Linked DNA regions of Mus musculus: all the other regions are linked to region 1. A link is a loop called in an ENCODE intact Hi-C map of the cell type or tissue named here. Cell type or tissue: heart. All regions are shown on one strand. Region 1 has its middle 22 kb from the start of A830035A12Rik. Region 2 overlaps Prkca (protein kinase C, alpha). Region 3 overlaps Helz (helicase with zinc finger domain). Region 4 has its middle 58 kb from the start of Cacng4. Region 5 overlaps Helz (helicase with zinc finger domain). Region 6 holds the start of Mir7223 (microRNA 7223). Region 7 overlaps Helz (helicase with zinc finger domain).

Evidence for each region. Hi-C counts contacts between places; a loop is a spot of excess contacts. Peaks named below come from ENCODE experiments on the same cell type or tissue, not always from the same donor. Only the 100,000 strongest peaks of a DNase experiment are listed, where the experiment ranks them.
Region 2: it touches region 1 in a loop (3-fold over the local background); 15 of 42 quality-filtered maps call a loop at or near these places.
Region 3: a loop joins it to region 1, with 3.0 times the contacts of the local background. A loop is called at or near these places in 5 of 42 quality-filtered maps.
Region 4: it touches region 1 in a loop (12-fold over the local background); 25 of 42 quality-filtered maps call a loop at or near these places.
Region 5: it touches region 1 in a loop (2.1-fold over the local background); 3 of 42 quality-filtered maps call a loop at or near these places.
Region 6: a loop joins it to region 1, with 3 times the contacts of the local background. A loop is called at or near these places in 15 of 42 quality-filtered maps.
Region 7: a loop joins it to region 1, with 2.5 times the contacts of the local background. A loop is called at or near these places in 4 of 42 quality-filtered maps.

What each region holds. Positions count from the first base shown.
Region 1 is chr11:107,510,159-107,514,158 of GRCm38, reverse strand. No RefSeq gene overlaps it. Among named protein-coding and RNA genes, the nearest start is that of A830035A12Rik, 22 kb to the left of the region's middle. In heart, a CTCF peak has its summit at 2,031 (motif pointing left); DNase peaks (open chromatin) are centred at 858, 2,008 and 3,058; H3K4me3 peaks cover 1,042 bases; H3K27ac peaks cover 649 bases.
Region 2 is chr11:107,980,727-107,984,726 of GRCm38, reverse strand. It overlaps Prkca (protein kinase C, alpha), which reads left to right. Exons shown (of 17, transcript NM_011101.3): 10 at 669-842; 11 at 3,025-3,116. Among named protein-coding and RNA genes, the nearest start is that of Mir7223, 14 kb to the left of the region's middle. In heart, a CTCF peak has its summit at 1,986; no DNase peak of the experiment used is centred here.
Region 3 is chr11:107,615,108-107,619,107 of GRCm38, reverse strand. It overlaps Helz (helicase with zinc finger domain), which reads right to left. Exons shown (of 33, transcript NM_001368755.1): 14 at 1-125. Among named protein-coding and RNA genes, the nearest start is that of Mir6932, 21 kb to the left of the region's middle. In heart, no CTCF peak of the experiment used is centred here; no DNase peak of the experiment used is centred here.
Region 4 is chr11:107,850,795-107,854,794 of GRCm38, reverse strand. No RefSeq gene overlaps it. Among named protein-coding and RNA genes, the nearest start is that of Cacng4, 58 kb to the right of the region's middle. In heart, a CTCF peak has its summit at 1,507 (motif pointing right); no DNase peak of the experiment used is centred here.
Region 5 is chr11:107,571,943-107,575,942 of GRCm38, reverse strand. Helz (helicase with zinc finger domain) reads right to left here. Exons shown (of 33, transcript NM_001368755.1): 4 at 778-1,005. The coding sequence starts at 987. Among named protein-coding and RNA genes, the nearest start is that of Gm39426, 26 kb to the right of the region's middle. In heart, no CTCF peak of the experiment used is centred here; DNase peaks (open chromatin) are centred at 1,822 and 2,452; H3K27ac peaks cover 1,307 bases.
Region 6 is chr11:107,992,906-107,996,905 of GRCm38, reverse strand. The region is part of intron 8 of Prkca (protein kinase C, alpha); the gene reads left to right. Mir7223 (microRNA 7223) reads right to left here and starts at 58; the gene lies at 1-58. In heart, a CTCF peak has its summit at 2,197 (motif pointing right); no DNase peak of the experiment used is centred here; H3K27ac peaks cover 585 bases.
Region 7 is chr11:107,585,939-107,589,938 of GRCm38, reverse strand. The region is part of intron 5 of Helz (helicase with zinc finger domain); the gene reads right to left. Among named protein-coding and RNA genes, the nearest start is that of Gm39426, 40 kb to the right of the region's middle. In heart, no CTCF peak of the experiment used is centred here; no DNase peak of the experiment used is centred here.

The sequences.
Region 1 (4,000 bases):
CAAGGTCAGCCTGTTCTACCGAGGGAGTTCCAGGACAGCTGGGGCCGCGTGGAAAGAACTTGTCACAAAATAACACAACGTGAAAACAAGTGGTCATATCTTATATAGAAAGCCAGAGGGAGTCCAGAGTCCCACAATCCTCTGCATTTGTTTTCTTCCTCCTCTTCTCTTCTTCCTCTTCTTCTCTTCCTCCTCCTCATCTTTCTCCTTCTTCTCTTTTTTCCTTCTCCTCCTCCCCCAGACCCCTGTCCCTTCTCTCTGTCTCTCCCTCTCTCTTCTCTTTCTCTTCCTCAACAAAGTCAAACCTAGCCTGGAACTCCCTATATACACCAGGCTGACCTTAAACTCACAGTGATCGTTTTGCCTGTGCCTTCTCGGTGCAAAGCACCATAAATTCTCTCAAACTTCACACTACTTAAAATAATGCCAGCCCAGGGTCCAAGACTTCAACCACAAGAGACTCTGCACAAGGACTGTTCAGTAGTCTCTTGGGATCCCATTCCTGTCATCAGACCCTCTCTGGGCAGCTGATGATCGGGTCCAGGCTCAAAGGCTATCTGCACTCACAGCAGCTCTTTACATCTCAGTCCACTAGAAAGGGGTAGCTCCTCATTTCATGACAGCTGAAGGAAAACTGTGTGGAACTACACAGTGAGATGTCTCTTACACGCGCACACACACACACACACACACACACACACACACGAACACACACACGGACACACACACACACGGACACACACAGTAACAGGAAGCGTCTTGGCTGCCAAGGCAGGGATTTGGGTTTCTTTGGCTTCTGAGCTGCTCTTGGCTCGAGGCCATCTAGGGAAACTGAGCAAGTCCATGGATCCATGGAACTTGGGCTAGATCCATCAAGGACACAAAAAACAGATTATACCGTCCTCTCCCCCAAGTGGAGCAGACAAAAGTGCCGTTGATGCTGAAGCTGTGGAAAGCTTCACAAGGGCCCATGGGAGAAACCTTGGCACGGGCAACTCTGCCTGAACCTGGAAGCAAGGCAGCGGCGGGCTGGGGGAAGCTCCAGGTGGGGCTCGGCCTGGGCAGCTAGCAGCCTGCATCTCTCAGCATGGCAGGAGAGGCATGGGCTGCCCGCTGACTGTGCCTGGAGCCAGAGTTCTCTTACAGGGAATATCGCCAATGGAAAAATGCTCATGACATAACATTTTGTTCGGCTGATTTTTATTACACTGATTGACTGAAGGTGGGGTCTGGTAAATGGAGGTCAGAGGACAACTTTTTTTCTTCTATGTAGGTCCTGGGGAGTAAACTCACGTCATCAGGCCTGGCAGGAAGCACCTTACACATCCTACCAGCTGGTTTGTTTGTTTGTTTGTTTGTTTGTTTGTTTGAGACAGGCTCTAATGTAACCCAGGCTAACCTCAAACTCAATCTGTAGCCCAGGATGACCTTGAATTTCTAATCTTTCTAACCCTACTTCCTGAGTGCTTGAATTGCCTGTGCCACAAACCTCTCTTGTGTAGTTGTTGGGGGTTGGGTGTGGGGGGGACTGAAACGAGGGCCTTGGGCATTTAGGCAAGTACTCTACCCACTGAGCTACATCTCCACACACACACACATACACACACACACACACACACACACACACACACGATTCATGATGTAATAAATGGAAAAGTCAACACACACACTTTACCTATATAATTTCTATGTAAGAAAAACTCTTGGGTTTGGAGAAATGGCTCTGCGGTTAAGAGCACTGCCTGGACAGGCGTGGTGGCACATGCCTTTAATCCCAGCACTCGCACTCGGGAGGCAGAAGCAGGCAGATTTCCGAGTTCGAGGTCAGCCTGGTCTACAAAGTGAGTTCCAGCAGGACAGCCAGGGCTACACAGAGAAACCCTGTCTCGAAAAACCAAAAAAAAAAAAAAAAAAGAAAAAAAAAGAAAAGAAAAAAAGAGCACTGTCTGTTCTTCCAGAAATTGATAACCAGCAATCACATGGTGGCTCACAGCCATCTATACTGGGATCTGGTGCCCTCTGCTGGTGCACAGGTGTACATGCCGCGAGACCACTCATGCTAAAATAAAATAAATCTTTTTTTGGTCTTGTGAGATGGCTTTGCAGCCAAGTCAAAAACCTTAGTTCCTGGAACCTTTATGACTGAGGGAGAGAGCAGGTTCCCAAATGCTGTCCTCTGGCTTACACACACACACTGAGGTGAAAACACACAATCAATCCATCAATCAATCAATGTTTTAAAATTTTTCCCTTTTTTTTTGGGGGGGGGGAAGAGTACTGTGAATTCAGGGTCTTGTATAGGCTACGCATGCACTCCACCACTATGCTTCCCTACCACTTTTCTTTTTTGGGGGGAGTTCGAGACAGGGTTTCTCTGTATAGCCCTGGCTGTCCTGGAACTCACTTTGTAGACCAGGCTGGACTTGAACTCAGAAATCCTCCTGCCTCTGCCTCTGGAGTGCTGGGATTAAAGGCGGGTGCCACCATGCCCGGCTGCCTCCCACTTTTTAAAAGGCACAGACTGATCAAGAATGGAAGGAAATGTATAATATTATCAGTATTTGGGAAAACAGGACTTAAAAAAAAAAAACCAACTCATCTCTTGTGTCTGTATTTTTTAATTTCCCCAGTGCCAGGGACTGTTCACTGATCGCCATAAACACCTTCTGTAATAGCAGACATCACCCCACCCTGCATCGGTCCTGCCTGGGGAAAGGTGGGGGCCGTGGGGGAGAAATAAAAACCGATGAAGAACGTGATTCCGAAATATCTGTTGGTTTCAACCTGCAGGCTGTGGGTCGGAGAAGCTTCTGGAAGGTCCACCCACTGTGTCTCTCTGCCTCAGAGTTTCCTCAAAGCTACTTTGATTCCCCTCTCACCTTGCCTGTTTAGCAAGAAACGCAGTAGCAGATGTTATTTTCCCAAGAAAAGTTCAAAGCACAAAGAGCCAGCCTCTGGCTTCTGCTCCCTGCCCTCCATCCCCTCACCTGATGAAAGCCTTTGATATGCGTTTGTCACAAGGACCTCTGGGTCTCAACCCCCTAGGGCCTGGGCGGGGCTCTGCTCGGAGTTGCTTAAGCCTCCCTGCTGGCTCCTTTGCCACGCTGGGACCACGTGCCTAACACCAGCCTTGCAGCAAATAATGACATAGACGACAGACAGAGGCAGTCCTTCAGGAACCTTTGGCTTCTCCTCTAGAGGAAAAACTGAGCTCATCTTGAGAAAGGGATGAGCTCGGGGCGATACAGCAGAGTCTGGATTCCGCAGCAATCTGCTCACTGGCCTGAGAGAAAAATTACAGGATTTCTGTAGGCTTAGGTCTCTCAAAGTTTGGCACTTTTCTCACATAAATGCCACAAGAAACTCCCCATGCCTGGGTGGGTTTCCTCGTGAGCTCTCCCGGGGGCTTGGGAGGGCCAGCCTGAGCCCGGGGGCGGAGCAAGCATTGTGTTCTGGCCACTTCAAGGAGGAGATCTAGGGAAGTCTGAAGCTGACGGAGGGAAGGTCGGAATTGGCCACCACTAAAGAGCCACCGCTTCAGAAGGGAACTTGGGAGTTAGCTGAGTGAAGAGATGGTATCTCTGACCAACAAGGAGAATGTTGCCCTACTGCTGTGACATTTTGAGGTGGAACAACAGCAAAAGGGGAACAGGGAAGGACAGGGAGGATCCTGGCTCCCCACTGCCTTAGAGTTAGAGCCTTGAGTGACTGAGTGAAGTAGTGTCTCATGTAGCCCAGGCTGGCTCCGAATTCCCCTATGTAACCAAGGATAACTTTTAACTTTTTATTTTTTTAAGATTTATTTGGTTTTATTTATGTGTGTGCTTGTGCTGGTACGTGCACGTGAGTGCTGGTACCCCTGGAAGCCAGAGGCATTGATTGGGTCTCCTCTGCAAGAGCAGAGTATGCAATGCTCTTCACTGTTTGGTTTCAGGCAAGGGACTGAGGTGTATACTTTACATATCAAAGCCGACCTGGTCTCCAGGTCCTCCCAGCAGTC
Region 2 (4,000 bases), 470 kb before region 1:
TAACCTAAAGGCCTGTGATGGTTAGCTTTAATTGTCAATTTAACACAACCTAAATAGAATCCCTTGAAAACAGAGTTGAAATTGGTTTAGACTGTGGACGTGTGCCTGGGAAATTGTCTTAATTAAATTAGTTGATATGGAGAGACCCAGCCCAAAGCACCATTCCCTAGGCAAACCATCCTGAACTGCTCGCGTGAGCTGGGCACAAGCATGTACATATTGATGTCTCTCTGCTCTTGACTGTGGATCTGACTAGATATTTGACATTCCCGCCTTGACTTCTCTGCACTGATGAACTGTAACCTGGAATTGATGGCTGAAATGAATCCCTTATCCCTCAAGTTATTTCTTTGTCAAGCATATTTCATCAAAGCATCAGAAATGAAGCCAGAGCAGACCTCGGCTCCTACAGGGCCTCCCACTCCCCAACCCTTGTCACACCAAGGAGCAAAGCTTCTCCATGCAGACTTAAGGGGATGCCACCCAGGATGAAACCACAGCAGAATGTGTTAGCATTTTTTCACGAGTCACTCACAGACCTGCACCAGCTGTTGCCAAACTGTCTCCCGACACTGTTCCCCACAACCTCCGCCCCCACTCCCTGTACCAGATGTCTGCCCACCAGTGTTGAGCCTTCTCTCCTTCTGTCCCCACCCCCACTCCCCCAGGTGATGCTTGCTGACAGGAAGGGAACGGAGGAACTGTACGCCATCAAGATCCTGAAGAAGGACGTGGTGATCCAGGACGACGACGTGGAGTGCACCATGGTGGAGAAGCGCGTGCTGGCCCTGCTGGACAAGCCGCCATTTCTGACACAGCTGCACTCCTGCTTCCAGACAGTGGTGAGGACTGTCATTCCTGTCTAACACTACATCATGGTCTCGAGACACTCGGGACTTTAATCCCGTTTCCTTTGGGAACAAACTCACACTGTTCAGCTTTCATTACAGCAGTGGTTACATTATGTTAGAAATAAATAGTCTAGAGATGATTGGTGTTGGTGGGCACGTGGGCATGGAATAAATACAAATACCAAACCACTTTAAATAAGGGGCCTGCACGTGGGAGGATCTGGGTGTCCATTAAGGTCCTCCAAGTGGCTGTACGTGAGAGGTCTTCTTCCTGTAGGCCCTGGGCTAAGACTTTCGCAAAGCAGTTGTGGATTCACAGCCCTGCCTTCTCTTTTTAAGCAAACCAGGCTGGCCTTGAACTCAGAGATCTGCCAGCCTCTGCCTCCCACATGCTGTGATTAAAGGTGTGTGCCACCATAGCTAGCCAGCCCTGCCTTTTACAGACAACCCCCTCCCCCATCCTGCTGCTGCCACGCCCAGCATTGGTGTGCCAGGACACTTTGTTTTCTGAGGAGCTGTCTCTGTATAATGACACAGCAGGAGGAGCAAGCTGTGACCTGTCCAGCAGCCCGAGAGCTGTGAGAAAGGTCACAAGAAATAAGCCCAGATTATAATATTTCCTCGCATATGAAATTCAAAATTTAACATTCTAAGGACAAAGCTACACCCCTCCACTTTCCTGTCACCCACAGCAGCTTCCCGACTGTGAAGGCTGTGAGGAGTTGTAAGAAACACACAAACCTTGCCCCTACAATCTGACCGTTTACAGGAAAAAGTTCTGCTGACCTTAGGCGCAAAGTAAAATGTAAAAGAAATGTTCAAACTACAAAGACACCAGCTGTGGGGCTTCCTGGTCTCCCCACACTGACATGCATTCTAAGATGCAGCGATGAGCTGAGGGGTTCCCCACCTCCAAGCCCCACTCTCCAAGCAGCCGCTGTCAGATCTCACTCCCCTGACAGCTAGTGTTACAGTCACCGTCTCATGTAAAACTTCCCTGTGATGGAAAAATGATCCGTGCTTAGGCCTCTCCTTTTAAAATCTTGGGGAACAAGATGCCTTGAGAAGCTTGGAGTCTCAAAATGGGGGATTTTTGTGGACTCGGCGTGCGCCAAGCATGCAATGTTGGCAGCGGCCGCTGTGTGTCAGCCTTGCACTGGTCATGCAGTCGGCTCCAGCCCTCTCAGAGCTCCAGAGAGAACTGGTGGGAAGGTTAGGAGGGAGAACACAATCTCAGCCCTGTTCTGTGAGCCCACGGGCACCCGTGCAGCTCTGGAAAACTGCGAAGAAACTGCGAAGAAGGAATTGAATCCAGAGCCGGGGGTTCCCATAGCCACTTCGGGGCTGTTGACACCAGCTCCGTCATCTCTCCCTCCTGGAGCTACACTTGAATGTTTAATAGCCCCGGTGTGTAAGGGGGGTTGCTTTCTAGACTCTAGCAGAGGTCAGCTCTTACCATGCTCTGTTGTGCTGCTGGTTGTCCTCCCATTAAACTGCCTGGCATAATGTCCCCATCTGTCCCAGCATAATGGCCTCATAACTATGCAGACTTACTTGGCTCCATGATATATGCTCTCCGTGGGGCCAGCTCTTAGCATACCAGTGACAGAAAATATTTAGAAAAAGGCAATATTTGAGCACATTCTGGAGGCAAAAGAACATTGATTAAAATCTCCTTTTATGGTGAACCCCTCTCTTCCACCCACTAAATATCATTACATGTGCGTAATTTATGAGTTCAATATAACCCCAAAAGATATGTTTTCAGAAGCATCCATTTACGCACCTTACTGCATTAGCCCAGCATAGCTCCTGGAAGTCGCAGGCTATCTTTTACGCATGCGCACCATTGATAACAGGGGTTAAGATGGAATGACAGGCCCCGTATAGGGTCTTCATATCACCCCTGATTGAGAGACGAACTGTCCGTACGGGGAAGTCTGTGTGGGGGAAGGGAAAGAATGTTTGAGGCCTTTACTGTAATGAGGTGCATAACTACCAGTAGGCTGACCTGTTAGCAGCGTCCGTCACCTGCAGATGTACGGATGCACATTATCCCCCACTCAGTGAAGAGCAGATCTGTCAAGGTCACCCTGTGTTTGCTAATATGAAAGCAAAGCTGATAAGCTCTGCTGGGGAGGGACCCTCCTCACGTGTAAACCTTGGTCTCCAGGACCGGCTGTACTTCGTCATGGAATACGTCAACGGCGGGGACCTCATGTACCACATTCAGCAAGTCGGGAAATTTAAGGAGCCACAAGCAGTGTGAGTAATCTTTATTAACATTTTTCTTTCTTTCTTTTTTTTTTTTTTATTTTGAGTCTTGAAATTCAAACAGCCTAATTCTCCCAACTGAGAACTCCTTCTAGATACTATGTCCAAGGGCAACTCTGCTCACTTGGGTCTCAGCTCTGAAACTTCCCAGAGTAGCAGCTGAGCCAACAGGACCTGTGCATAATAGGTATGTCTTAGGACCAGTGATTCTAGTCTCAGCAGACTGGACATACGGACGCCTGCCTCCCCATCACCTACTAACACCCGTATGGATGGAAGCCTTCCCTGCTTGCTGCTCATCCAGCAAGAGTGTAAAGTGATGAGAGGCCCTTGGGCAGCCCATGCTCTCATTAGCAAAAGCCATCCAACAGTCCTGACACATTGCTGAAACAGTGCAGGTCAACACAGGGTACCACTAACACTCCAGAGTCGGAGAGTGGGTGCAGCACAAAACTGGGGGATGCCCAACCCAGAGATGAGAGGTGCCTGCCAAGGAAAGGATATGGAGCCAAGTCCAGGGGGTGACCTTCAGCTTAGGTGACATGAGGTGGTGGGGGAGGCTGGACAAAGAAGTGCAAAGCCTGCTGGGAGGGCAGCCTATGAGGATGGCAGAGAGAAGGGCTTGATCCCACAGAAGTTCTGACAGAGCCTACTGGCTGAGACAAGAGGAAAAGTAAGGAAGGGGCCGGTGCAAGGGGACCCCTGGGAACCACGGCAGGGAAGAAAAAAATTGAGCTGAAAGTAGGTCTTTATTTACAAGGAACATTCTGGAAGAGGAAAAGCCAAAGTGCAAGAGAAGGAAAACCTCTTTAAAGTGACATCACAGGCCAGGGGGAGGACACTGTCCAGGAGGAGGGAAGCTTGTCCTCGAACAT
Region 3 (4,000 bases), 100 kb before region 1:
CCGAGAGGGTTTCAGTAAGCTTGAAACGACCAAAAAGTTGTCCATTCTGAGCATACTTTGCACCCCCAGAAACTCCAGTGAGCATGAAGCTTGCTAAAATCTGCAATTGCACTTTAAGGTTGAACCTAAATCAAAAGCAGAAAACTAATTTGAGTATCAAAACTGTAAGAACTAGAAAAACACAACAAAGAAATTCAAATATAAACATAAGGAATATGAAACTCTATCAATTCCACACTGTACAAGTTAGCAACTCTATAGATGATATCTTTCTGCCTTTAACCCAAGCTGAAGACAAGTTACATAAGCATTAGTTGCGTTGAAGGTATGCATTTTTAAAAGACTGCATGGGGCCCCTGATAGGGCTCAGTGAGTAAAAGTGCCTTGTGCCAAGCCTGATATCCTGAGTTCCATTCTAGTAGCCACGTGGTAGAAGATGCAAACTGACTCCTCTCACCCCTGTATGTAAGCCCTGCCTCTCATACACACACATGCACAAGCACAAATAAATAATTCTTGTAAGTCTGAGTAAACTATGGGTGACTACTTTATAAGTAATAAAGTGGAATACATTAATAGGAGAACCACTTACAACATAGTTGAGATACTTAAGACTTTAATAGCGCCTAACCTAGGAGGAAAGACACTGAACTAAAGCTAGAGCGGACTTTCAGGTCAGTGCCTGCGAGGTAAGTCTTTCCCAAAGAATCCAGACGTAACATTCCCTTTCAGTAATGCTAACAAATAACAACCGAAATACAAGTTTGCTAGTTAGTATAAGGAACTGACTCTAGTGCAGGAATGATGGGGGGAGGGGGGGACCAAGCCTATTTTAGTAGACAGCCATCGGGACCCTCATGCACCCACACGTGCATGGGACTATGAGAGACTATGCATCTGAAGGCATCACAGAGAATCGAGACTAGCTTACACAGTTAAAACGTTCACAGCAGGGGCTTGGGGGTCAGGGCAGTACATCCCTTTGATCCCAGCACTGGGAAAGCAAAGGCAGGAGGATCTCTGTGAGCTCAAGGCCAGTCTGGTCTACAAAGCTAGTCCAGGATAGTTAGAATCTTGTGTCTTGAATGATTCTTTAGATAAAGCTTCTTTCTTTAAATAGAGCTGCCTTCCATACACTGAGAAGGACCTGGGGTAATTAAAACTGGCTCAGGGTTGGGAGACAGCACTACCTCTAATACACTGCTGACTGACAGGAGCTCTCTATAGCTAACAGTGATGTCCAAGCTTCAAATCACCTCCCTTGTATTTGCAGCAACCCTCCTCTTTAAACTCCCTCCTCTGCAAACGTCCAGAGGCTTTCTGCCGTCTGTCCTCTATTCCTCCATTTCCATCCAAACTCGGACACCTTCTCAAAGCCCAGTGTGCCCTCATCTTACTCCCTAATGGATGCCTTTGTTCCTGCATTCTCCATGCCCAGACATGTAGCACCAAATAACCCCTGACCCCTCCCATGTGTGTGACAGGCGGATTTCTGAGTTCGAAGCCAGCCTGGTCTACAGAATGAGTTCCAGGATAGCAGGACTACAACAGAGAAACCCTGTCTCGAAAAACCAAAAAAAAAAAAAAAAAAAAAAAAAGGCTCCACCATTCCGTGTGTCCATGCTAAAAGCTGAGTTACACTGAAGGTTCCTCTCTCACCAACTGCTATTCCTCTACAATACTGTCACAAAGCCCTGATTCTGGAGGCACTGTGTGTTCCTACTAATGGTTAAGTCGCTGGCCACTCGGCCTCTTTAACCTGGATAACTCTAATGAAGCCCCACTCCAGAGGCTCTGCCCCTCTCCTCTGGCCTTCTTGGGCACCTGCACTTACATGCAAATACTTGCACATGCACAAAAAGACAGACACAGAATTCAAAATAAGATGAATCCTTTAAAGAACAGCACTTTGAAATTCAAACACTTTAAATACAAAGCATTTAGGGTGCTAAATGAACAGAGACAATCCTTTCCACTGTTGCACACCACATTCTGGATCAATCCTGGAGTCTATGTAATCTCAGCCTTCCCAGGAGGCACAATAACAGCCAACAAAATTTCCAACTACTGTAAAAGCACTGGTCTAGCTCCTAAGAAACACGGAGGGCCAATGCCAGCATTTGTTAGCTCATTATCTCTGAAGTGATATTTCAATTTTCAAATGCCAGAGCTATACAGTAAGTTTGGTTTCATGAGATTTTTTCCGACTACATGAACAAGAATCAGGCCAGTAACAAGAGAAGGCCTGGTCTACTGCAGCAGAGGGAGAAGCAAGGTAACCCACAGAGGGTGACACACAGCCTCACATCCACTGTAGGCCCACGGGCCGGTGGACTGAGTAGCCAGGCCAGTTAGGCTTGCACGGCACAAGCTCATGTAAAGCTGAGCTTCAGCTAATGGCTCTTTCTTTGATTTTAAGATTTATACTTATTACTTTTAAAATTCTGTGTGTATGGGGGATAGAAATGTGTGTGTCAGGGGCTCCCAGAGGCCAAAGTGTGGGATCCCTGTAGCTGGAGTTAAGGGCAGTTGTGAGCCACTTGATGTGGGTGCTGGGAACAGAAGGCAGCGCCTCAGAACCATCTCTCCAGCCCTAAATCCTATTTCTGTAAAAACTGCATCTCTCAGAACTGGATGGAATTCCTCCAAGGTAGAATCACTGAATGCTTATCAACATATGGCTAAAGTTGTTTTCCTTTTAAGGGAGAAATAAACCTTGAAAATCCTGAGAGCCTCTCAAAATTCAAGGAGCCCAAGCGCACTGTCCTTAGCTCCTGCACACCGAAGCTTTATAAACAAGTCTCACAGTGTGGCTGAGCTCTAGCTCAAAAACTGCTGGCTGGCCTTGAACCCATGATCCTCTTGGTTTTGTTTCCTTTGTGCTAAGATTAAAGGTGTGTAGCACGGGCTGGTGAGATGGCTCAGTGGGTAAGAGCACCCGACTGCTCTTCCAAAGGTCAGGAGTTCAAATCCCAGCAACCACATGGTGGCTCACAACCACCCGTAATGAGATCTGATGCCCTCTTCTGGTGCGTCTGAAGACAGCTACAGTGTACTTACATATAATAAATAAATAAATTAAAAAAAAAAAAAAAAAAAAAAAAAAAGGTGTGTAGCACTAGGCCCAAGTGTCTGGTAAGTTGTGCTTTTTTTAAATTTTGAAATAGGATCTTGCTACTGAGCCCTGGCTGTCCTGGGCTTCACTAAGCTCCGTCTCCCTCTGCAGCTCAAGTGGCCAAACGCTGAGATTAACAGTGTGTGTCATCACGCCAGGCATCTGGTCACTTCTACTCATTCCAATACTCACGTGGCATTTTTCCTAAGAAAAAAGTATGATAATGGGAACAACACACATGCATATTCATGTGTTAATAAAATATGATTTCTTCAGCTCAGACTACAGGCACAATAAATTCAAGCCTTTTAAGAGTGACACAAATGGGAGGAGACAGCTCAGCAGGTAAAAGTGCTAGGTGCCTGAGCTGAGTTTAATCCCCACAAGCCACTCAAGAGACTGGATGCAGTAGCCAACGCCTGTGGTCTCAGTGAGGGCCAGAGACAGGAGAGTTGACCAGGAGCACTCACATACAGTATGGCAGCAAAACAGGAGAAGCCCTGCCTCAAAACCAGCGTGGGAGGAGAGGAGCACTTGGGCGCTTATGAGTCCACACTCACACAGACACACACTAAATAAAATCTTCAAAACAAAGACTTGTATAAATGGGCCAGCACATACCTGTAATATATATAATACTCAAGAGGAAAGGGCGAAAGGCTGACAAGTAAGGCTGACAAGTTCAAGACCAGCCTAGGCTCTACAGTCAGACTCCAGAGAGAGAGAGAGAAGCGCACAGCCCAAAAGGGCCAAGACACAGTCCCAGCATAATGAAAATACATTACACTCCCTTTGCATACTGAACATGAGTAGATGCTCTGACAGCTTCCACCCCATCAGACCTGCAGAGCAGCACAATGCACTTTTGAGGTTTGCCTTTCCTTT
Region 4 (4,000 bases), 340 kb before region 1:
AAACTTGAAAGCACGTCCTACAAGTCAGACAATGGGAGGAGATAGACGGCTGAACCACCTAGACAACAATCACAAGGAAAAGTGTGTATTCATTGCAAATGAGTTCTCCGAACTTTTTCTTCCTCCTCTTCTTCCTCTTCCTCCTCCTCCTCTTCCTCTTCTTCCTCCTCCTGCTCCTGCCCCTTCAGTCCCTCCTCCTTCTGCTTCTCACCCTCCTGCTCCCACTCTTCCTCCTCCTTCCACTCTTCATCCTCTTCCTCCCCCTCTTCCTCCTCCTCCTTCACCTCTCTTTGTCTTTGTTTTCTAAAAAGACCCAGGCTTGTCTGCCATACTCAGAAAAACAACAGAGGGGGGGGGGGCATTCAGGATACAAAGGCAGGGGTATCTCTGTGAGTTTGAGGCCAACCTGGTCTACATAGTGAGTTTTAGACCAAGGAGGACTTTTTAGTGAGACCCTGGTTTTGGTTTTGGTTTTAAGCCATAACAGTACCTATCATTGTGTACGCTAACTTAAACTTTTCAGCAACAATGACAAAAGCCTTGGTATGCAGCCCAAGTTGGCTTCAGACTCATGATCCTCTTGCCTCTGACTCCCGAGTGCTGAGATTGGCTTTTTATCAAGTATACTCTGCCTGTGGCTGTAGAATCTAGACAGCCCGATGTATATGCCTGAGATAAAGTATTTACTCTGTAAGCAAGGATGCTTTTCCACCTGGACTCTGGACCCCTGACAATCAGTTGATGTTCATCCACCATCTGCGGCCACACACACACACACACCAAAGAGCCCCTGCTTTAGAGCAGCCATAAACCTGCTCCTGGGGTCTGGGAACAGGGTTCCTCAACCTCTACAGCTAGGGAATGTGATGGTTAATCTTGATGGCCCACCATGGAAGTAAATCTCTGGGCATCCCTAGGGGATAATATTTGTTGGGAATGGGAAGGCCCTGCTCATGGGTAGTACCGCTCTATGGGCTAGGGTCCTGGACTGAATGTAAAGAAGAAAGCGAGCAGAAGACACCATTCATTGCTCTCTGACTTGTGAGAATGGCTGCAATGTGACCAGCTGCCTCTTGTGTCTGCTGCTACACTGTGTGGTGCCTGTATCCCCAAGAACTGTAAGCCAAGAGAAAGCCTTTCTTCCTGTGTTGTTGGCCAGGGTTCTCTAAAGGATCAGAATTGATAGAATGAATATGTATGTATTGAAGAGAGATTTACTAATTTAGCTCTCACAATATGGTCCAGGTACTAGAACAACAGCTGTCTTCCAACGGCAAGGCAGAGAACCTGAGCCCAGCTCTCTAGGCTGGATATCTCAGCAGTTCCAATCTGGTGTTAGTCCTGAAAGATTTCTGGAGAGCTGCCAGTCTTCAGCCTATGCTGGAAACCTGAAGAAGTTTGTTATGTAACAGCAAAGGAAGGCAGCAGTTACAGAGTAGGTGAATTTGCAAGCTAGAGTGAGGGCCAGGAGGCCCAAAGCAGTTTCCTTCTTCCATGTTCTATTATTTGGGCTGCCACCAGAGGGTGCCACCCACACTTAGAGTTTGTTTCCCTGCTTCAAATATTCTAATGAAGAAAGTCTCTCACAGAACTGCCCAGTGGTTTGCATTTTAGTTGATTTCCAGACCAGCCAAGTTGACAACCAAGATTAGCCATCACACTCCCTTATTTCTGTCCGGTATTTTGTCACAGCAGAGGGACAAGTAACAGACACAAGGTGTGTCTTGTGAACTAATTGTAAGAGCTAGAGAGATGGCTTTGGGGTTAAGAGCACATATTGCTCTTGCAGAGAACTCAGGTTTAATTCCCAGCACCCACATGGATGGCTCATGACATCTGCGACTACAGTTTCAGGGGATCTGTATGTGCATACATGCAGGCAAAGCACTCAAGAACATGGAAGTAAATCTTGAAAAATTAAAACTGAAGCTAGGCAGTAGTATGACTCTCTGAGTTCGAGGTCAGCCTGGTCTAAGGAGGGAGTTCCAAGATAGCCAAGGGTACACCTGTCTCTAAAAGAAAAAAAAAAGAAGATAAACAAAAATAAAAACAAACAAATAAATAAAATTGAGCTAAGAGTGACAGCTCCTGGGCTTCAGCTTAAGCCACACTTGGACCTAAGAAGCCTCCGAGCTGAGGTCAGGTGTCCAGCCCCCTACACACACACACACACACACACATACACACAACACATACACACATACACACACACACACACCACATACACACATACACACACACACATACACACATACACACACACACATACACACACACACATACACCCATACACACACACACCCATACACACACACATACACCCATACACCCATACACACACACACACCCATACACACACACACACACACACACACACACACACACACACCTGCCCTTACTAACCACTTAATCAAGGTGCAGGAGCCTCATGTCCAGTAGGGGACAGATAAACAGTGTGTCTGCATAGACATCGGAGAACATTGTCTTATAAAAAAAAAAATACAAGGAATTTTCCAGTTAGAGAATTCAGGAGGGATTCCAACTCTTTGTCCTCTCATTGTTCCCAAATCACTGAGTCCTATTTTGCATAATGATGTCTAATTGCATTACGGAGCATGTTGAACATGCATAGTGGGCCAGCAGCTTACACACGCAGGATGGGAATTTTGCACTTATTAGATACGTTCAGTTCTTTTCAGAGTCAATCTTAGTAAACTGCCCATTCTCCTGGGGGTTTGGCGTTTAGATTTTGACTTCTAAGAAAGGGCTAACAGCCCTTCCAGGGAGGAGAGGGAGACCCCAGTCATACCACCAGTATGCCCCAGTAGAAGGAGGCCTCACCAAGGGGGTGAGTATAGAGTTGCTTACTTGCTAGCTTGTTTGCTTGCCTGCCTGCCTGCTTGCTTGCTTTCTAGCTTTCTTGGTTTCTTGCTTTCTTTTCTTCTAACCCCAATACAGCTCCCAAGTATTCCTAGGCCAGCTCCCATCCAGGTCCAATCGTGCTTAGCTTCCGAGATCAGATGTGTCAGATGTGTGGCCAGGTCAGAAGTAAAGAGTTTATCTAACATGAAGCAGGGAGCCGTGCAAATGCTAGAATTGAGGTCACTAGTGTCTGGGGGGGGGGGCACTGGAAAATGGTCAGACCTACAGAAGAGGGAGGGGCGGTTAGGCCTTTAAAGGCGAACTGCCTGCAGTCATTGCTTCATCTTGTCACAACTTGGTGAATGTGTAAGTCTGGACCAAAGCGAGGGACATTCTAGGCCAGAGAAGCCGTGCGAGGATGGATTAAATGGGTCAGAGGCTTGGGAAGTCCCCAAGTCGAAGAGGAAGAACAGGGAACCAATGTGTTAGCGCAAATCCTTTCCTCTTTAAAAGAGCCAGCAACTGCTCCTTGTAACACACGAAGAGTGGAGGGTAAACTGAGGCTACGAGCCCAGAGGTGAAGCAGGTGCCAGACCACAGGTCAGGGTAACTGAATTCTAAGAGTGTTCGAGCCACATCCTCTGGGAGCACATGGCTCCGAATATTTCCAAATAGCTACCCCTGAAGGCTGGCAGCCTTCACTCCATCTTGTCATATGCAGGGTAAGGTGGCCACAAAGTGAGGGACCCTCTAGGCCAGGGAGGCGTGGCTAGGATAGACCTGTGAGTGCTCATGGGGCTAACACACACAAAAGTTTATCCCAGAGCCTGGAGGTACCTGAATAGAGACGCCACCAGAAGTCACACCTCAAGAGCTTCACTTCAGCCAGCCGCCAGAACAGAGACGCGGGAGCATCCTTCCAGGCTGCCCACCATGGACTTGCTGCTCACAAAGAGAGCCCTTGTCGGGAATGCCACGGAGAGATGCTTCAGCTAGTACGGGGCTTGACATGCAAACATCCAGAACTTACAGGCGTGGTGGTATACACCTGTAATTCTAGCACTAGGGGGGCAGAGGCAGGAGGATTTCCGGGAGCTTGCTGGCCAGTCAGCCTAACACACTTAGTAAACAAACAAGA
Region 5 (4,000 bases), 62 kb before region 1:
TCTGTAGTCCAGGCTGGCCTCAACTGCTGGGATCAAAGGTGTGTGCCACCACCGCTGGGCTTTTAAATAGACTATTTTGAAAACCAGTCTAAGGGTTCCTGGTGAATAAAATCCCACCCCTCCTTGCTCTGCTCCAGCTGTAGCAGCCCCCAACCATTCCCATGAATGCCTCAGAAGGCCTGACAGACCACACTGCCCTACCCTTACCCTTACCCTCACTCACTCTGCCCTGGTCACACCAGCCCAGCTATTGCTCACATCTGACCGGGATGCCTCTGCCTCAGGGTCCCTGCACTGGCTGCCTGTTTCCTTTCCTCCAGATCGCCACAGGCTCACCCTCATTACCCCTTCCTAGCACCTTCTCACTGGCTGGCCCCAGCAGCCTGGGTAAATGCCCATCTCCAGCACGGCTGCTCCCTGCTTCCTGGGCTCTCTCCTTTCAGCATGCTGTCAACCTAGTGTGCAGCCACCTGCAGCAGCCACTGCTTCTATCTCTTCCCTTACTAGACTGCGACAGGAAGAAGGCCTCTCTCTCTTACCAGTGTACGTGTGAAGGTCCTAGAACAGTGTCTATCAGACAGATGTGCTCGATAAACACGTCTTGAATGAGTGAGTGCCATAACACAGTTTGTAAAGTTTTAAAATATAGTTGTTTGCAGCTGAGAATGTTGCGCAATCACCAGGTATTTCCCTCGTATCTGTTCAGGCCCAAGCTAGCTTTGTATAGAAAGTGTCCACCAACAGCACATCGCCGGTTTACCAACAGCATTCACTCACCAATTGCAAGAATGAGGCAATTCTGTAAAGAAGACTCTCAATTTTGATGCGCTCAACCTCCACCGGGCACGGCCCTGTGAAGTCTGCCATGGAGTACTGGCCAAGAGAGAGCAGGGCGTCGGTGCAGTGCTGGAGGGCCATGTCATAGTCCTGCCTCTGCAGTGACGCGCACGCTTGTTCACATGACCTTTCAGCTCTTCTGTCTTCCATGACTCAGGGACAAAAATCCTAAACACGAGAAAAGAATGATGTGACTTAAAGACTCAGCACAGGGCTGGAGAGATGGCTCAGCAGCTCAGAGCACTTGCTGCTCTTGTAGAGAACCCAGATTAGGGGCCCAGGTTCAGCTTCTGGCTACTCACAGCCAACTCGAATGCCAGTTCCAGAGGATCTGATGGCCTCCTAGGTACCTGCATGCATACAGTGAACATACACTGGGAGGCACACACAGGCAAAAAACGTTTTCAAATAATGAAAGATCTTAAGAGTATTTGTTTTTAAAAAAATGAGACAGAGATAGACAGATACACTTATAAACTCCATCCCCATGCCCACCCCAGCAGCTGAACGCCCTTGTTGAGGGCCTCCTCCAACAGGCAGCCTGGCCACTGCGGCCACCACAGTGTAAGATCTAACAAAGATCCATGCTAAACTACTCACTATAGCCACCAGGATTGAATTCTTCGTAAGTGAAACATAAATGAATGCTACAAAGTACAGATTAAGACAAGATTCCACTTTTTTGACCAAAGGAGCAAAAGAAAGTTTTCCTGTCTAAACCTTCAAGTTTCAGCCTCTCTTTAGTCTTACACTTCTGCTGTCATTGTGAAAATCAAAATCCCCCCCCCAAAAAACCTGAAAAAAAAGAAACCCCCCCAAAGAAAACCAGAAAAAAAAAAAAAGAAAAGAAAAAAAAGAAAATCAAAATCCACATTGTGTAGGACTTTTTCCTCATACCCTTAAAAAAAGCTAGCCAAAGTCCAAGCTGGGCATTACTTCAACTCCGCCCACATTCCCAGAAGGCCAGGCCATGTGCGAGCAGCCTCACAGAGATAGCACATGAGGTCACTGCTTTCCAGGATCTCAGAGGTTAGCAGAGGAACCAAAGCACAGGCTCCCAACAACCAGAAAGACTCATTCCATCAGAGGCGTGAGCTGGCTCAGGAGGTGAGCAAGAGTTCACCATACAGACCATAGCAGGAACAAAAGCCAGCTTTGCAGAGCCAAGAGTTCAGCTGCACTACAGGGCTCGGTGGGTAAAGGTGCTGGCCACCCAGCCTGGCAGCCCGCTGATCCCTGACAAGCACGAGGCAGAAGAAGCAACTCCTGCAAGTTTTCCTCTGACCTCTACACATGCGCCCACACACGCACCCACAAGGACACTTAAAAATGTGTAAAAAAGGAAATCAATGTTCAGCTGAACTCAGCAAGAGGAGATAAACCACAAGTTAAACTCAAGATGCCAAAAAGCAGTAGGGTACGGTAGGGAGAACTATGGGTGAAATGCCATGAGAAAGAGAGGCTCTTCCCACCAGTAACAGCACATGAAGGACAGACAGGCTGTAAACAACGGACGTCTAAGTGGTAGAGCCCTGGCCTGCATGTACAGGGTTGAGTTTGACTCCCAGGGCTATGAAAGGGGAGGGAAAAAGCAGTAATCTATCAATGCCAGCCCTCCGAAGGGAGGAGGGTCAGTAGGCGGGGATGGCAGCACTGACCACTAAGGGCACACTAGAGCCTAGAGCCAGCGAGCCGGCTTGGTGGAGAGAGGTGCTGCTGCCAAACTGGCAACTGGAGCGGATCCCAGGGAACCACAGTAGGAGCGAACCAACTTGTCTGACCACATGTATGCTCTGTGGCAGGTGTGCAACACCTGCATTCACACAAATGTAAAGACTTTTCAAACTACATCTTTGATAGTAACTAAAACGCAAGCAGACGGGCACAGCTGTGAGGGCTTTTTCTGGGCTGGATTATCTGAGGTGGGAGACCCACACTAAATCTCAATCATGTGAAGTCAGACCAACCTTACTGTGGTCCACACTTCCTGGTGATAGCCTCCATAGAGGGACAGGGGAGAAGGAAGCTTTGCTCTTGGCCTGCTTGCCCCCACTCACACAGGAGGGTTCAGCTGTCCTGTTGCTGAGATGTTCCTTTGCCAGTGTTAGACCCTACTTCTCCAGGATTCCAACAGACGGAAGACGGGCAGCTCTCAAGACTAGGACTGACTGGGAATGCATGCGACACACCTGCTGGACCCCTCACCTTTCCATGGAGACAGCCACATCCTGTAAGCCATTCTAATAAATCCATACATACTAGTTCACTCTATCAGAGAGAGAAACCCCAGTCAAAGAGTTCAAGAAGGAGACAATAAGAGGGCCTGGCCCCCAAGATGGCACAGTTAAGGTGCTTCCTGGAAGAGGCCCCCAGCTTGTCTGACCCACATATTGTGGAAGGAGTGGAAGGAGCACCATCAGACCACACACACACGTGCTCTGTGTCATGTGCTCACACTGGTATAATAATCATTAAAACGGGCTGCAGAAATTCAAGCCTGCTTCTCCCCATGCCTTCACTGGGAACAGAGCCTGGCAGAGAAGACCTGGCTGTAAGAAGTGACAGCTACGGTACTGCTTCAGGGCCAGCTCCTGCCAACCCTCCTCTCCACCCGCATCAAGGCCTGCTTCGCTTGGTCAATTAATTCTCTTAGTCTTTCTTCTGCCCTGACAACCTCCATGCTCCCTGCTGGCCTTATGGAAGTCATCTGTCCCGCCACCTCCTCAGCCTACAGCAGCAGTTTCTTTCCAACCTGTGGGTCGCAGCCCCTTTGGGGTTGAACGACCCTTTCACAGGGACTGCCTAAGACCATCAGGAGACCCAGATACTTGCATTATGATTCAGAAGCATAATTACAGTTATGAAGTAGCAACAAAAATAATTTCATGGTTGGGGGTCACCCACATGAGGTACTGTATGAAAGGGTCACAGCATTAGGAAGGTGGAGAAGCACTGGCCTACAAGAATGCTCTTGGCTGACACCCCAGCTCCAGCCTTGATAACCTAGCTCTGCCCTCACTAAGCTGTTCTGCTGCCATAAACTGCAGTGCAGGATGAGAGGCATCAGAACTGAGCACTGCCCTTCAGCTTACCATACTGTTGATACTGCAGAAGACACAGACACCCTGAAGGAACAGGACAAGAGGGGTCCAAAGGAACACAG
Region 6 (4,000 bases), 480 kb before region 1:
CGAGACAGGGAATGTTACCAGTGTGGGTATGACACACCCCGACACCTCAGCAAAGCTAGAGTGCAGTCACCCCCCACCCCCACCCCCACCCCCACCCACACACACACACACCTACCTCAGCATGGCTTTGCTCTTGCTTGGCCACAAACTAATCTTTACCTTGTGGGCTTTTCTGAAAATAAATCTGTCAGCAACTAGCCCATGCCTGCCCCCAGAGACTGTGTGTCTCTCAGCCGACAGGCCACACAGAAATAAGCAGGGTCTTTGGTCTCAGCAAGGGCCATAGCTGAGTGGCCACATTTGCACAAAGCTGATGGCTTGGGGTGGGGGTGGGGTGCAGGAAGCAATGCCACCATGCCCCATTTTGTATCTGAGGTCACCTTTCTGTACCCCACACTGTTCCAGTCCCCAGCACAGCATCCTTGAAGGTCACAATAACACATTAGAAGATCCCGTTGGCTCTTTCTTGAACTACTGTGCAAAAGTCCCCCAAACACTTTCGAAGCCTCTGGGTCACAGCTCGAGGACCTAGGACTCCGCCCTTGAGCCTGCTCGTGATCTGCTTCCTCCTCTCTGCTACACTCTGCAACACAGTCTACACCTCAACTTTCCATGGCTCCCCAGAACCCCGAAACCCAGAGCACCACAGAAAAGTAACCCCCACTCCCAGCAGTCTCTTGCACCAGGCTGGTGCCCCCCTTCACACACACACAGAAAAAGGTATAGATTTACACCTCTCTCTTGCACTGAAACTCCTTCTCCAGAAACCCCCCGCCCCTTTCCTCTGAAGACCGACACTGGCAGTAGAACCCTGCGAACTGCCTGGCTTTCTGTGTCTACCTCATTGGGAGTCTTCCTGCTGAAGCTTCGTCTCTTCCTCTCTAACGATCCTGAATCTCTTCTGATACTGCTTGCCACCTGTCATGGCTATGGCTAGACACTGCCATTGAAGCAACACCCAGTTGCGGTCCAGTAGAAATAAAAGATCTGACTTGGAGAAATAGCTCAGCCATTAAAAGTTAGTTTCACAAACAAAAATATAGGAAATTTAAAAATCCAGTTCATCTCTGATGAGGTAACATTTCAGTCCATTTTACAGACGACAAAACTGAGGCCCCAGAGAAAGTAAGGATACCATATGTGGCATTCCAGTCTGTGACTGGGAGGGTCCAGCAACCATGCTCAGCATCACTCCTTCCCTGTGAGCTGATGGCCACAGACTTCAGAGAACACAGAACAGTGCCTTGGCAGCCAATCCTGGAAGCAGGGGTCTCACAGAGCTATAATTGGATGCCTGGGCTTTAAAAACCAGGATGGTTTTAAAATGTTCCATGCACATGGACTAAAACAGAACACTGTGGAAGTTCTGTGCTAAATTTAATGGTTGTTGGCTCTCCTTTTCAAAATGCTTGTTTCTGTCAATTAGAGAGAGTTTAGAAAATCCTTACATTTCACTGATTGAACAAGTGGATTGAACAGCATTTCAGAGGCAAACTCATAAAAAAAAAAAAAAAAAAAACCAGAAACAAAGACCTCTGTGTAAAAAAACCCAGGTTCGAGCCCCTTTTGGGGAGGACCAGGGTGGGGGTGGCACGGTACAGCTCTCTGTTCATCTTTCCTATCTAAACCACCACGGAGGAAAGCGAGCTTCAGTGTCAAGCCTGGCTGGGACAGTTTGGGCACTTGCTTGGATTCTTCTGGTCCGGCTTCTTCTGGCTCTTCAATTCTAGCTGAACACCCCAGAGTTGACTTTTTCATTTGAATCCTGCCCTCGTGTGAAAACTACCACCATCTCTCACCATTCCCCCACACCATGCCTCTCAGCCCCCTCGGGGGTCCCTGACAATGCCCACTGCCTCCCCCGCCTCTTCCGATCCACTCTTAGTTGTGTGGTTTGCGGTGCCTGAGTGTGGAAGAAGGTTTTAGAACATTCAGAAGACACAAATGCTCTATTATCATTTGAGCTTTGCAGTTTCCTATAAGCATCTGGCCATTTCAAAACTCCCACTGACACCGGCAGACACTTGGCTCTCTCATGTCTGTGGTTCCTGTCATCTCTGTAAAGGTCTGTCTGGGAAGATGGACCACTTCATTCACACCACTTTGCATTATTTATCTGGACTCTGCTTGAACCTTGGGCAAATCTCCAGGCAAAGATCTTCATCAGGGTGCAATCACTCCAGGAGCTGAAGACCACAAGAGGGCAGTAGAGACTGGTAAAAGAAAGACTCCCTGCACCTTGACGAACACAAGCCACAACAGAAGCAGAAACTTGCCTGGGCCTCTACTTGTTCATGAACAGGAATGGCAATGAAATGATCACTTCACGCTCCCAGTTGCTCCCAATTTTAGGCAACAACCTCCGTCCTAAAACAGAGGCGGTCAAGGGCCGTCGACACAGGTCTTGTTGCTGCTTTCTATCTGCCCTTGCTTGCCCAGGAACTGTTTTCTCAGGAACAGAGAATCCCCTGCCTTTAAGAAGCATTGCTGACAGTCTGGAAAACCAATACTGGGACAGCATGTGTGAATTCAAGGGACTCCGATCCCACAAAGCCTGTGTGGTGGTGATCCAGGTGCTCCTGGCAGGAAAAGCAATGTGTTAGTGTGAAAAGAGTCTAAACATAATATGCCACAGCCATTCCCTAAGGTGGACATTGCATGAATTGGCTGTCAGCCCTGGGAGGTGAGGGGATTGGGGGGGGGGGGAGGCAGACTACATTTTCATGGGTGGAAACACCTAGAAAAGGTAACAATGGGATGTTCGTCAAAACAGGATCCTTTGGGGAATCCCAGGATCCTCCCATAGCAGCTGGGAAGGACTAAAGGCAAACAGCTTTCTAGGGAGCACTTACCAGGTGAGGCAGGCTAAGCTGCTTCTAGGAATGGCCAGGTCTACCCCAGAGGACTTGGAGGCAGTTAACTGTTGCTGGTGGGGGGAGGGGCACACCCTCCCTGAAGAGCTATTGGCAGTTAGTGGTAACTGGGGCTGGGGACGAGGGGCAGTTTTTTTTTTTTTTTTTTTTTTTTTTTTTTTTTTAAGACAGGGTTTCTCTGTATAGCCCTGGCTGTCCTGGAACTCACTCTGTAGACCAGGCTGCCCTCGAACTCAGAAATCCACCTGCCTCTGCCTCCCGAGTGCTGGGATTAAAGGCGTGCGCCACCACCGCCCGGCAGCAGTTACTCTTAAGGTGCCTGTGCTCCTGTTAACGCTAACAAAACTCAGTTCGTTCGCCAGAAAACGAAGGAAGGAAGAAGCAAAGGGGGTGGGGGGAGACTTGAAAGTGGAGTGGAAATTAGTGAGGGAGAAACAGGAATCCAGGGGACAGGAGGAAAACAGGAGATGATAAGGTGTGTGTTTTGGGGGGGCGGGGGGTGGGATCAACATACTCTGCATACATGTGTGAGGAAGAGATGAAGCAGGCTCGATAGGCATGCCATCCATCACTGGATGAGCCAAAGAACACGAAGGAAGAACAGATGGCCATAAAGAGAATAGCAATGTCTACTAGAAACAAACCAGGCTTGGTAGGAAAAAAAAAAACCACCAGGGAAAGCTCTAAATCGACCCCTGGGGCCACATTCCCCCACCTACCCACCCATGGGGTGTGACCTGGTTCCCATAGCATAGGGTTCCATCAGCTTCCTGTGGCTTCCTGGCTTCATTTTAACAGGGGCAACCACCTCATTGGCTACGACCATAAAAACAGTTCTCACTAAGGAAGTGGCTTTCTGTGTATCCCCCGTCCTTGTGCATCCTTGAGTTAAATGCCGCCTAGTCTGGCAACACAGCCTTATTGTCTTGTGCCACTTGGGGAATCAAACGTCACAGAAGAGACCGAACGATAATTTAATTCAGGTGTGTTGAGAAGTTTCCATTTTCTCTGTCCTGGTAAGTTAGCCAGGGACACAGGCATCCTATCAAGTCCAAGTGCAGGGCTGGGGGTGTAGCTCTTGGTAGAGTGTTAGCTAGCTTCTAAGCTTGGAGGCCCTGGGTTCAGTC
Region 7 (4,000 bases), 76 kb before region 1:
AATAAATAAATAAATCTTTTTAAAAAATACTAAACTATTCTAAACATGCACGTGTGTGTTTATTATGTTCTGAGCTCTCTACCAAGGGCTGCAAAGATGGCTTAGCAGGTAAATATACTTGTCACCGAGCCTGACAACTGTTTTATGCCCTGAAACCACATTGTGAAAAGGGAAAACCAATTGCTGCCTGTTGTCCTCTGACATCTACCTCCACACAATGCCACAGCAATCACATTATCTACAGTTCAAGGTCAGCCTGGCCTACATGGTAGGTTCTAGGCCAGCCAGGGCTACATGTTGAAACCCTGCCTCAAAATAAGTCAAATAAATAATCATAAAGACTCTTCCTAAGTATCAGTCATTAGGTTTTTGACAATTCATTTGCCACACAAGTCACAGATTTGTGAAAAGGACAGTGTATAGAAACAGATGCAGGGGCGCGGGTGGGATGGCTCCTCAGTCTGAAGGACTAACTGTTTCCACAGAGGACCCAGGTATGCTTCCCAGAACCCACATGGCAGCTCACAACCATGTATAATTACAGTTTCAGTGGATCCAATACCTTTTTCTGGCCTCAGTGGGATCCTGCACACACGTAGTGTACATAAACTTGCACGGGTACACACACACACATAAAAGTAAATTAATCTTAAAAAAAAAAACACAAGGGGCTGGAGAGATGGCTCAGTGGGTAAGAGCACTACTGACTGCTCTTCCAAAGGTCCTGAGTTCAAGTCCCAGAAACCACATGGAGGCTCACAACCACCCGTAATAAGATATGACACCCTCTTCTGGTGCATCTGGAGACAACTACAGTGTGCTTTCATATAAGAATAAATAAATCCTTTAAAAAATAAATAATTAAAAAAGAAAAAAACAAAAAATAAATAAATAAAAGAAACATGATTTTAAAAAACACACACACACACAAATTCAGCTGGCATTTGAATGCCTTTAATCCCAACCTTTGGGAGGCAAAGGCACGCAGGTCTCTCTGTTTAAGGCTTGCCTTGTCTATATAAGTACTGGTCTGGCTAGGGCTACAAAGTAAGACCCTATCATTAATAAATAAATAATAAATAAATAAATAAATAAATAGCAACTGAAGGGTTTCACAGAGAGACTGAGCATCAGGTGACATCACTGTTTGCTCTTCCAAAGGACCAGGGTTCAGTTCCTATGACCCAATGGTGGTTCACAACCATGTCTAACTCCAGTTCCAGGGAATCTGATCTGTCTGCTGACTTAGTGAGCACTAGGCATGCACATGCTACACATTCATACATGCTTGAATAAAGCTTTTACTCTTAGCACGGTGAAAACTTTATGTGCGTGAGCTGGACTGTGGTGGCGCACGCCTTTAATCACAACACTTGGGAAGCAGAGGCAGGTGGATCTCTGTGAGTTCCAGGACAGCCTGTCTATAGAACTACACAGAGAAATCTTGTCTGGAAAAAACAAAAACAAACAAACAAACAAGCCTGTGTGTGTGCACAGTACAGGAAACAACTCCACTGCTTTTAGTGTCTTCAACTCCCTCTTCATTAAAGACCCTAAACTTCCAGAGATGCACCTGCCGTATGACCACAGCAAAGTTGTGACACTTAGTGACAACTTACCAAATGAAAACATCTGAAGAAAAGCTGAGTTTAAAAGGGGCTTTTTCTATCCTGAAACTCCCTTCTCTCCTCCTCAGTTTCAGAAGTCAGAATCGTGAGATCTCTGTTGCAAGCCTTTTACTGTTCTCACTAGCTGGCTCACCAAAGAAGACTGCAGACACTCTGCCTCTCTTTGGAAGTGGAAACTTAAAAGGTTCTTTGGCAGTTGGATGGTGGTTTGCTGGGGCAAACACGTGAAGGAGTGTTTTCCTAAAGTGGACACAGGTGTAAAACGAAGGCAGACTCGTGAAGAACTTTGAGCTGAAGCAGACACAGGAGAGAGGCTATTCTGCTAGAGTGGCTCAAGCTACCACTGCTAACCTGTGAACTGAGCTGCTGATTTCCAGACAACACAGATGGGAGTTGCTCCAAAGAGCCTTTCTAAACAGGTCCACTTGCCTCCCCTCACCCCCGCCCACACATCCTTTCTTCCTCCCTACCTCTGGTGGGTGGGTGGTGGGCACAAGGGAGGCTAAAGCGGTTAAGAAGCATTATTAAGAATACGGTTTGAAATAACTAAAGTTACACCCTTCTGTGTCTGCCTACGACAGAAAGTTCTGTCTCCAGTGCTAACAGGCACTTTCTTTCTCTTGTTACTGCGGCACAAGACTTACTGAGATTTCACAAGGCAAGGTATACTCTATCTTAAATCTCTGCTTATGTACAAATGCAATTTCAGGTCTGAGGCTGTAGCCCACAGTCAAGAGCAACATGCACCAGGCCCTGGTTATACCCCCAGTCACACTCACGCCCAAGTAACACAGGGTTAGCACTAGTAAGTACCCAGTCAGCACGGACATGACATTTCTTTTACAGCATCCTCCTAACTAAGCACAAGTGGCTCGGACCTGTAACTGCATCCACACCGCACTCTAGAGAGAGTTCAAGGCCTTCCTTGACAAGACAGCAAGTTTAATGCCAACCTGGGCAACTTGGCAAGAGAACTTGTCTCCAAAAATAAAGCTGAAGATTTATGTACAACTACCGTTGTTTAATTAGTAAACCCTCTGAGAAGAGTCACTACAAACGAGAATCCTACAACTGAGTTCACCCTGGTTCACAGTTCATTTCCTCCATACCAATTCACACTAAGCAACAACAAAAGACCCGCAATTTTAAACACTAAGCTTTCAAATATTCATAATTTAAATACAAGTCCTATACATCAGGCTGTGGAGGTGGCTCAGTGGGGAAAGGAGCTGTCACCAAGCTTGACAGCCTGAGTCTGACCCTCAGGGTGGAAGGCGAAAACCACATCCCACAAGTTATTCTCTGCCATACACACACACACACACACTATACGTGCATACACAAAACAAATACAGATAAATGGAACAGAACTTTTAAAATGAGATTTATGTACAAATGTAAATAAACATTTGAGGGAAATCAGACTGAAAGTCAAAATCCAATTCCGTAAAGCCTTCAATTCCTATTAAGAGATCAAAGCGGAACCTCTGATTGTCCCAGCTTGGACCCATTCAAGGGCACTGAGTGAATGAACACAACCATTTCAGGTCAAACATGCTACATCTCTGCTTGGACAGCAGCTACAAGATGACACGTGACAGATGAGAGTGGCTTGTGGTTGGCAGGGGTCAGGAATGGTAGCGAGCGTTGGGTGTGGGACAGACAGCACGGTGAGGTCTTATGGTAACAGAACACTGTGCTGGGGTTGTTGGTGGCTACACAAATCAACACAAGTGGCACATGCTATACACACTCATACTAACACTAATTTATTGGTTTTGATACAGTACTAGAGTAACAGAAGTCAAAACCATCATGGACAAGGATTCAAAGCATACATGTGACCTCTCCTTACAACTTACCAACCTGCAATTGTTTCAACTAGAAAAACTTAAATTCTAAACTCCTACTGGAGAAAAAAAAAAAAAAGAAAAGCTTTGTGTCTAGAAAACGTCTTTTTTAAAAGACAGCTGGAGAAGTAGGTCAGCAGATAAGAACACTTGATGCAGCCGGGCGTGGTGGCACATGCCTTTAATCCCAGCACTCTGGATTTCTGAGTTCGAGGCCAGCCTGATCTACAAAGTGAGTTCCAGGACAGCCAGGGCTACACAGAGAAACCCTGTCTCGAAAAAACAAAACAAAACAAAACAAAACAAAAAACCACACTTGATGTGACAGCAAGAGGACCTGAGGTTGAATCCCCAGCACCCACATAAAAGCCAGGCAGGGCCACACATGCCAATAACCCTGCGGCTGAGGCAGAAGAAAGGAAAATCCCAGGACCTCAGCAGCAGGACAGACTAGCCAAACTGCGAGGTGCAGTCAGGGAGCTGACTCCGGGGTTAAGGACACTTGCTCTTCACTTGCTGCGC